Linked DNA regions of Mus musculus: region 2 is linked to region 1. The links are chromatin loops, found by intact Hi-C in ENCODE. Cell type or tissue: left cerebral cortex. All regions are shown on one strand.

Evidence for each region. Hi-C counts contacts between places; a loop is a spot of excess contacts. Peaks named below come from ENCODE experiments on the same cell type or tissue, not always from the same donor. Only the 100,000 strongest peaks of a DNase experiment are listed, where the experiment ranks them.
Region 2: it touches region 1 in a loop (12-fold over the local background); 2 of 42 quality-filtered maps call a loop at or near these places.

Annotation. Positions count from the first base shown.
Region 1 is chr17:64,128,028-64,133,027 of GRCm38, reverse strand. All of the region lies in intron 16 of Fer (fer (fms/fps related) protein kinase), which reads right to left. It overlaps Gm46590 (a long non-coding RNA gene), which reads left to right. Exons shown (of 2, transcript XR_003952343.1): 1 at 1-3,441. Among named protein-coding and RNA genes, the nearest start is that of Gm46590, 2.9 kb to the left of the region's middle. In left cerebral cortex, a CTCF peak has its summit at 2,379; a DNase peak (open chromatin) is centred at 2,377; H3K27ac peaks cover 341 bases.
Region 2 is chr17:64,061,403-64,066,402 of GRCm38, reverse strand. The region is part of intron 15 of Fer (fer (fms/fps related) protein kinase); the gene reads right to left. Among named protein-coding and RNA genes, the nearest start is that of 1110058D11Rik, 13 kb to the right of the region's middle. In left cerebral cortex, a CTCF peak has its summit at 2,721; no DNase peak of the experiment used is centred here.

The sequences.
Region 1 (5,000 bases):
GGCTGAGAAATGGACTTTTCATTTTGTATCCTTCTAGCTTATTATATGTACGTAGAGGCATGTGGCTGCTACAGTAAGAGACCATTTCTAGAGTCTCCCTAAGAAAGGGGAAGGCTGGGGTGGTGAGGAAATGAACAGGTGGAAATGAACATGGTGGCTTGACTCTCTATCCCTCCCAGCTGTACTGTACTCACTGCAGGCTGAGTCATATGGCTAACAGAGTAAAGTCTCTTTCCTAGGAAAAGTGAGGAGATGCAGCAACCAGATGCATCTATAAAGTTGTAGGTAGCTACATGACCTTATGACATGCTTTGGATGTAAAACGCTTGTGTTCTTGGGACAGACTCCCAGGAGGGAGTCCTAGTGGACAAGCTCGTGGAAGGCCTCTTTGATAACTGCATTTCCTCAGCCCTGAGGGAAGGGTGTGTTAGAGATGGTTTCCTCCCAACATGCCTTTCTTCCACATTAGTAAGAGAACCCAGAGTTTAGCAGAATGTTTTGCCGATGGTTTAAAGCATGAAGCTTCCCAGTGTCCTCTGCAGTTAGGTGCAGCTGTGCTGGGCAGTGTACTAACTGGCAGCTGAAGAACCGTGTCCGGAGTCTGAGCAATGTGCTTTCCCTCTCTCCCCTCTGCTAGTTTGAACATGGACATGATAAACAGGAAGGTGTGAGCAGAGGCACCACCCTTAGAACAGCAGGAAACAAGGAGCCTGGGTTACTTCTGAGTTCTAGGGAGTTGCCAGACTTGTCCTGTGATCGGATTTGCTTTATGAGATGGCGTATGCTACTGAAGTGGCTTTCATTTAACTCGTGTGTGAGTGCTTACAACAATAAGCAGTAGACTCAGTGGTAAACTTGGATTTGGATGCCTTGAGTGACAGAGGAGAGAGCTAAGAAGGGCTTCAGCATACAGGGAGCCCCCATGCACAGGGTGCAGTGCACATACAGGAAGCACCCATGCACAGGGTGCAGTGCACATACAGGAAGCACCCATGCACAGGGTGCAGTGCACATACAGGAAGCACCCATGCACAGGGTGCAGTGCACATACAGGAAGCACCCATGCACAGGGTGCAGTGCACACACAGGAAGCACCCATGCACAGGGTGCAGTGCACATACATACAGGAAGCACCCATGCACAGGGTGCAGTGCACATACAGGAAGCACCCATGCACAGGGTGCAGTGCACATACAGGAAGCACCCATGCACAGGGTGCAGTGCACATACAGGGAGCACCCATGCACAGGGTGCAGTGCACACACAGGGAGCACCCATGCACAGGGTGCAGTGCACACACAGGGAGCACCCATGCACAGGGTGCAGTGCACACACAGGGAGCACCCATGCACAGGGTGCAGTGCACATACAGGGAGCACCCATGCACAGGGTGCAGTGCACATACAGGGAGCACCCATGCACAGGGTGCAGTGCACATACAGGAAGCACCCATGCACAGGGTGCAGTGCACATACAGGGAGCACCCATGCACAGGGTGCAGTGCACACACAGGAAGCACCAATTCACAGGGTGCAGTGCACACACAGGAAGCACCCATGCACAGGGTGCAGTGCACATACATACAGGAAGCACCCATGCACAGGGTGCAGTGCACATACAGGAAGCACCCATGCACAGGGTGCAGTGCAGAGGATGCTTACAGCAGTGTATATGCAGGCTGGGGTATGATGGGGAGGAAGGCTAATGCAGGAGGGAAATGTGACCATCCCAGAGGTCCAGCTCTTGCAAAGCACATGAATCCTGTCCAGACAAGTATGTGGCACATGATAGGTGCTCAGGAAACACATCATGAATGGGCAATATCTTATATAAATGTTCCAGGCTGAAGACATCCATTCTGATTTTTCATTTTAAATTACTTTCTCCTAAGTAAATAGCTGGTTTCTACCTACTTGTTTTGGAACACACATCTAAGAATTTTTGGAAGTCTTGAGTCATACTTAAAGTTGCTTTGTGAAAAGAGGTTTCACTGGGCCCTGGCTGGCTTTGAACTCATTTGATCCTCCTGTCCCAGCATCCCAAGGGCTGTGGTTCCAGGCATGCACCATTATGCTAGGTAAGTCTCATTTGTATCTTTAGCAACAGACACATAAACATCTCACGGGGAATGCTGTTTCCTAACGGTATTCAATTAACCTTGCAATTACTAAACACAATTAGGATCAGAGAAATAATATTTTCCCTTTTTAGCAGGGAACTTGGCTGGCTGTCCCTACAGCCATTCATAAAGACGACAGCACTTTGTTTGCTGATTTGCTGGGACTAGTTTTATTCATCTGATCAAGTCTCACAATGGAGAAAGATGGAGGAAGCCCAAGTTAAAAACTGAATTTGACTCACTGCCCAGCTTTTAAATGTGGCAGCTCACCACACACTCCCACTGGGGGAGTTCCTGCCAACGGAAGTGACAGGGAAGGGCTGGCTAATTATGATTGCCTCACCTGACAGAAGCTGCTACCCATGTCCTCTTGGGAGCTCCAGCCTTACCCATGGCAGAGCTGGCAACACTGCATCCTAGGTAGGTAGGTTCTGCTACCCAGTGGTGTGGCCTTGGCATACGAAGCTCTTGGCATAAGTGTTTGTTACTTATCTGCCAAACAGTCCTTGGCAGGATTAGGAGGGACAATGTGTATAACCTAGCAGCGTACCATGAATACAGCAACAACTCTTTCAGTAAGCTACTGTTGTTTTTTTCCGTCTTGTTTATAGGTTAGTAGTGTTACTTTTGAAACTACTACTGTCACAAGAGGCCCTGGAACAACATATGTAAATCATTTTCCAAAACAAGTCTACGTGTGAGTACGTCATGATCACAAAGGAAAGGGGCAGCACCCAGAAGCATGCTTGCAGAGATAATCAATGATGTTCACACACTTCCACAGGCTTTGACATTTCCTTGAATTTCTGAAAGGATAAACATGCTAAATCTCTCATCTGGGTGAAGACCTGGCTCATTTGTTTCTGGAGGTGACACTGCAAGTCTTCCTGCAGTGCTTCCCTGCCATATGAGAACACTGCACACTGAAGTGAGACCCAGACTGGGGCTGGTGCCTGTCTACTGACCAGGTTCAAACCAGACCACATGTCACTCGTGGTGTCAAATTTCATGACCTGCCTCCTTGTTCCTTTCTCCTCCTCATCCCCAGAAAAAGGAATGTTTTCAGTACCTTCCTAACAGTAAACAAATCTGAGTCTGTTGTTAGAGATCACGGATCTGTTGGAGATTGTCAAGAGGCTGTGGCTGTATTTAATTCAGAAGATCTACTTCTACTGTTACATTGCTTTGAAGAGGAAAACTATACAGCATATTAAGTTCTGAATCCAGATAGTCGTCAAAACCCACATTTTGAAGCTTTGCTCTCTCACAGATGTAAGATCATAATGCATTCATCTACTGAGAATTACAACTAAGACCTCCAGGTAAGCTAGTTCAAGAAAGAAGATTTTTCAGGATTCACGGATGTGATTCTGGAGTGTGATTAAAACTTGGAAAGGCAACCCAGGTGTTTCCTCTTCCTTCCTCTGCTCTCCCTTTTGTAGCTCCCTCCTCAAAGCAGGCACAGAATGGCCACCTGACCTAGAAATGAAAACTCCAATGGAAGCTCTGTCTTTGCACCAGACAAGGTGATGCTTACAGGCTAGTGTAGGAAGTGTTAAAGAGACAATAGGAGAGGCTCACCTGATCCCCATGTAAGGATGCACGCCTCAGCTGAAGCCCAAGTTACTGTTGTGCCTCACTCCAACACTTAGATAACTCAACTAACATTTAAAGCACTAAGGTCTAAGGCTAACAGACCTCGTTGCTTAACAGCAGTCAAAGCAGAAGTTTAGTCTGGACCTAATGATATTTTGTGATAATGATTTTGTTCTGCAGCATGCTTTGTTAGGGACTCGAGTCTACACACAAGTTATTTGGTGGCATGTAAACATAGCATGCTGGGAAGGCCTTAGGCTAGATTCTAAATGTAAAGGGGAAATATAATCAATAAATGCCAATCTTAGACAACTAGAAAAACAAGCTTCATGGCACCCAGTAATATAACACACTTGTATGGAAAGTCAATTCTTTGCAGAAATGTAGAAATATTACAATATCTGAAAAAAATCAAACACTCGTCAGGTATATAGTGGACTCGTCCCAACATTCAACATACTCAAGGATCAGGAAACAGGCAAACCAAAGAACACAAAGAAAACAGAAAAATGTGGACAGGGTTTCAGGGACTTCCAAAATAACAACCAAAACATGAAGAGATGGGAATCACAAAATAATACACATAGAGAAACATAACGATGAAGCAATTTTGTTTGTGGAAGTATATGTACATAGTTAAGAATGTCTGTGACGTCCTGTAAGATGGAACCCATACCTGGCACCTACATCAGGCCAAGAATCTGGGGCTGGAGAGCCAAGTCATTTTGCACACAGATTAATACATCTCTCAGTCCTCATCAGAAAGTCTTCTAGTAGATGGCAATCAATACAGATCCACAACCACCCAAGTGTAGAGAAAAACAAACTATAGAATGCTCAGCCCTAAATGGGATATTGTTAATCACACTCCTGTAGTAGAAAATGATTTAAATTCTGGCCTGGAGTTTCTACCCCACCTTTGTTTATTAAGTTCCTGGATAAAAGACACACACAGCCTTTATATTGTGAATATGCCTTAAGCAGCACAATTGCTGGGCAGCTGCCTACCTTCCATGCTGTTAGAATCTACTTTCCTACCGATAACCCCGAGTTATTACTTATTATCTTCTATGTTTCACCTGGGCTGCTCTTAACTTCAACTGGGCAGCCCTCAGGGCCATGTTTTCATGGCTCAGCTATCCCATGGCAGCTTCTCCTTCCTCTTCTCCTGCACCTTGTTCTCTCTTCCTTGTTCTCACCTCTCCAAGCTCATGAATCCTAAACCCTGCCTATATCTCTTCTGCCCAGCTATAGGCTGTTGGCATTTTATTTACCAATCACAATT
Region 2 (5,000 bases), 67 kb after region 1:
TCACTCAAGTGCCATAAAATGTCACCTTTGCAACAAGTTTTATAATTTCAGGGATAATTTCATAATTATGTATACTCTGTGTGTGCTGCTATAACACTATTTCTGAGGCCTGAACAATTCAGAAGGAACAAAACTATTTTTCCTGTTCTGGAGCTTGAAGTGTAGAGTCATAGATCCCACTGGATCAGAATCTAGAGGGGGTGGGCATGGCTCCATTCCTAACACAGTGCTTGGATGCTGTGCTCCTCAGAAACACTCAACCTTGTCCTACGTCAGTTCAAAGTCAGTCATTGGTCAAAGCCTGGTGCATACGGTTCTCACAGGCTGGTACAGCATGTTAGTGCGGCAAACATTTTAAAGGTGGCCATGGACCCATGGCTTTGCTGGCATTGCTCTAGTATGGGGATTCTGGGAGGACCCTCCTATTGGGACAGTTGTACAAAGGCAGTCACACCTCTCCAGCACATGCACCCTGCCTGTGAACCAGTGTGACTGCTCACCACCAAGTCTTATGGCCTATATTTTATAAGAACAGTTCTCAATGAGCACATTGTAGTCTTGCCCATTGAATGAATACAGATCTCACAGAGCCTAGGCACACTGTGCAAACATAGGCTGATTTATTTTGGTGTTTTTGTTAGGACAAGTACTTTCATAAAAGTGGTTTTCATAAAATATTTCCTAATGTAGTAATATGTGAGTTAAGTGAAAAAAATCAATTCTATATGCTTTTATGATTAAGTAAAGTTTACTATCTAAATCATCATTCCAATTTTGTTAGTAGTGAGTTCTAGGAGCTTAGGCAAGGTGACTAATTTCTCTGGATTTCACTTATTCCTAAGGAAATTAGCCTAGAATGGCTGCCCTCTCCGGTCCACTCTCTAGGCAGAAGTGTGGGGATTATCAGATCTCTGTGTTCCCTGTTATACTCTGAGCACTTCCCCTAAGCCCCATCTTACTGATGGTGTGTGTCTTCCATCCTCATGGCCAGCACTGTCTAACACTGGAACTACAGGAAGTTGTGTCCATCTGAGATACTCGGGCTATTGTCTGGTCATTCCAGCAAGCTAAGAATACTATTTTATCGGTCACACACTGTATTCTGTACATTCAGCTCTCTGCCTGTTACTGGCCTTTACTGTTAGGTTGCAATGCTTCTCTTACCCATATCCTTTAAGACAGTAAGAACTTTCTTTATAGGTCTCACAGTCTTGCAGACAAATGGAATAGTTATGTTTTACCGATTAAAAGTTAACTTATTCATCTTGTTCAGGTTTCCCTCATTTTCTTTAAACAATTTATTGAACTTTATTTATTATATGTGTAAGTGAGGGGTATGTACATGTGTCAGGACACAAATGTGGAGGTCAGAGGTCAATTTATGGTATTGATCCTCTTTTTCCACTAGATGGATCCTCAGGACTGAGCTCAGGCCATCAGGGCTGATGGAAAAGCACCTCCACCTTCTGAGCTGACTCTCTGGCCTATCAAGCTTCCATCTTTAAGTCTCACCTCCTTCCTCATTGAGCAAAGGTAACTTGCACCTGTATTCTCAACTGTGTAATGAAAAATGAGTAATCCACTCCTTCCTATATACCTCCTATATACCTCCATTTCCACACAGTAACTATTTAATTAACCCTGTCTATAACTTTTTATTAATTTGTCGCTTTGTTACAATTTATCATCTATGTGACCTTTTAGATCTCCGAAAGTGCAGACAGGTGAGTCACTTTGGACATCATATACAAATAAGCATCAGAGTCTGTTTTCACTACAGTGATAGGTTAAATGCCATAGTGGGACCACCAAAGAGTCAGAATAAGCCTTTCAAGTTACTGCAGCCTTTTCTGTATTGAGTGTTGGTTATTTTCAAACTATGACATGACTGTAAGTAAAATTAGATATCACATAAAATTATGTATAAGTAGGACTTTTTTGTTAATTTAAGGAGAGGAAAATAACTCATTGTTTTCATAACTTACTTTACTTACTTACTGACATAGAACTCTGCACTCCAAGCATGGGAAGGCATGATACAGAGACACAGTCTATCTAATAGGCAGGCTGCCGAAAGCACATGCTCCGGGAGTTGATACATTGTCAGAAATAGCACCCAGAGCAACAGACAGAAATGGGTTATAATCGGGAGAGACTGTGGTTGCTAGGGCATCTGCTATACTGCCTGACAGTCATGCTGTGGGGCAGTGACTGCAGGGGCAGCTAATCTAAAACTGCAGCATCTAGTAGGATACAATACCTTTGGCCCTGGATAGATTTCTTTCACACAATTAACTTTTCTTGGGTACCATCTCTCTATCTGACTACACCTCTTTCAAACTGGAATGGGGCTACGGCATCTGTACTGATAGGCATTCCTTCTACCACAACAACACTTATGTGACTTCCCACTATGCTAACAGTGGAAGATAGTTTATTACTGCTGGGAAAAATTAGTAACCATTGCTATGTTCTTCAATTCATTAAATAACTAGAGTACTGTTGGTTCAGACGGTCTGAATTTCCTGTTTCACTGACAATCCCTGACCCAGATGCAGCCACAAGACTGGAGGAAAACTGTACACAACAGATAAAGCCTAGAAGAATGTCCTCTGGGGCAAACCAAGGGCCACAAGGGAAGGGAAGCAGGAAGAAAGAAAATCAGGTAAGGGAGCCAAAGAGACTGCTCTGGATCTGCTTGCAACACTGTCTCTAGTGGTTAGCTAAACAGCATGTAAACAGCGATGGAAAACAAAAGTCGTTCATCTTTGAAGTGAACCCAGAGCCTTATGCTTCTGTCCGGCCTTTCCAGGTCCCTGTGATACCCACAGCTGTGTCGGCTGCAGCACAGCCTAACACAGACTTGGCGTTTCATGAGCCATTCTGGCTAAGTCAGCAGAGTGAGGCAGGTGGTTTGTCTGTCTGTTCTGCTGTTTCTATTAGAGCTGTGGAGCCTTCTCTGCCTCCAAGAACAGTTTCTATCCCTCACTTCTCTTCAGGTGCAGCAGTAGCGGGACACTTCCCAGAGACACTTACAATGGTTTTTGAATTTTAACTCTGCCATTGCTATTTAAGTAATGAGATAAAGCAGATCTAGTAACTTCTGATCTTGGTAATAGAACCTGACTGTGGCTGGGGGAACCAGGCATATGGGAAGTACACAATGTATATTTAAAAACGTCCCATCACTGAATCTGGCATCCAATGGGATAATCGTGATCAGTGTAAGAAGTAGGTCCTCAGGGTTGGGGAGATAGTTTAGTGGGTAAAGAGCTTGCTGTCCTTTTGTCTCAGCTACAAACTTTGTCTCTGTAACTCCTTCCATGGGTGATTGTTTCCAATTTTAAGAAGGGGAAAAGTGTCCACACTTTGGTCTTCGTTCTTCTTGAGTTTCATGTGTTTTGCAAATTGTATCTTATATCTCGGGTATACTAAGTTTCTGGGCTAATATCCACTTATCAGTGAGTACATATCATTTGAGTTCTTTTGTGATTGTGTTACCTCACTCAGGATGATGCCCTCCAGGTCCATCCATTTGCCTAGGAACTTCATAAATTCATTCTTTTTAATAGCTGAGTAGTACTCCATTGTGTAAATGTACCACATTTTCTGTACCCATTCCTCTGTTGAGAGGCATCTCGGTTCTTTCCAGCTTCTGACTATTATAAATAAGGCTGCTATGAACATAGTGGAGCATGTGTCCCTCTTACCGGTTGGGACATCTTCTGGATATATGCCCAGGAGAGGTATTGCTGGATCCTCCGGTAGTACTATGTCCAATTTTCTGAGGAACCGCCAGACTGATTTCCAGAGTGGTTGTACAAGCTTGCAATCCCACCAACAATGGAGGAGTGTTCCTCTTTCTCCACATCCTCACCAGCATCTGCTGTCACCTGAATTTTTGATCTTAGCCATTCTGACTGGTGTGAGATGGAATCTCAGGGTTATTTTGATTTGCATTTCTTTGATGATTAAGAATGCTGAGCATTTTTTCAGGATGGACCATCTAGAGACTGCCATATCCAAGGATCCATCCCATAATTAGCCTCCAAACGATGACACCATTGCATACACTAGCAAGCGTTGGCTGAAAGGACCCTGATATAGCTGTCTCTTGTGAGACTAGGCCGGGGCCTAGCAAACACATAAGTGGATGCTCACAGTCAGCTATTGGATGGAGCACAGGGCCCCCAATGGAGGAACTAGAGAAAGTATCTAAGGAGCTAAAGAGATCTGCAACCCTGTAGGTGCAACAACATTATGAACTAGCCAGTACCCCGGAGCTCTTGACTCTAGCTGCATATGTATTAAAAGATGGCCTAGTCGGCCATTACTGGAAAGAGAGGCCCATTGGACATGCAAACTTTATATGCCCCAGTACAGGGGAACGCCAGGGCCAAAAAATGGGAATGGGTGGGTAGGAAAGTTGGGGGGAAGAGTATGGGCGACTTTTGGGATAGCATTCTAAATGTAATTGAGGAAAATATGTAATAATAAAAAAAAAAAAAAGAAAAAAAAAAGAAAAAGAGCTTGCTGTGCACTTTGGTTTGGGTCTCCTGCACTTAGAGAAAAGTTGGGCATTACACATGTCCACAGCCTCTCAGCACTGGGAGGCAGAGATGGTAGATAGCAGAGGCTTGCTAGCCAGTCAACCCGGTGATATCTCCAGGTCTCAAAACAAAGTAGGGAAGAGGACAAAGAAGACCCTTCACTTAAATCCTATCCTTCAAATGTGCCTGCAAAGGTACAAATGAGCTCGCTCTCTCTCTCTCTCTCTCTCTCTCTCTCTCTCTCTCTCTCTCTCTCTTTCTCTCTCTCTCTCTCTCTCACACACACACACACACACACACACACACACACAAATATGGCCTATAAATATACAGGAACAAGTTAAGAAAATAAACAAGTAAATAAATCACCGTGGATTGCCATTATAAATCTGTAGGCAGTGTAAACGTCTAGATTAGTGGTTCTCAACCCTTCTAATGCTGCAGTCCTTT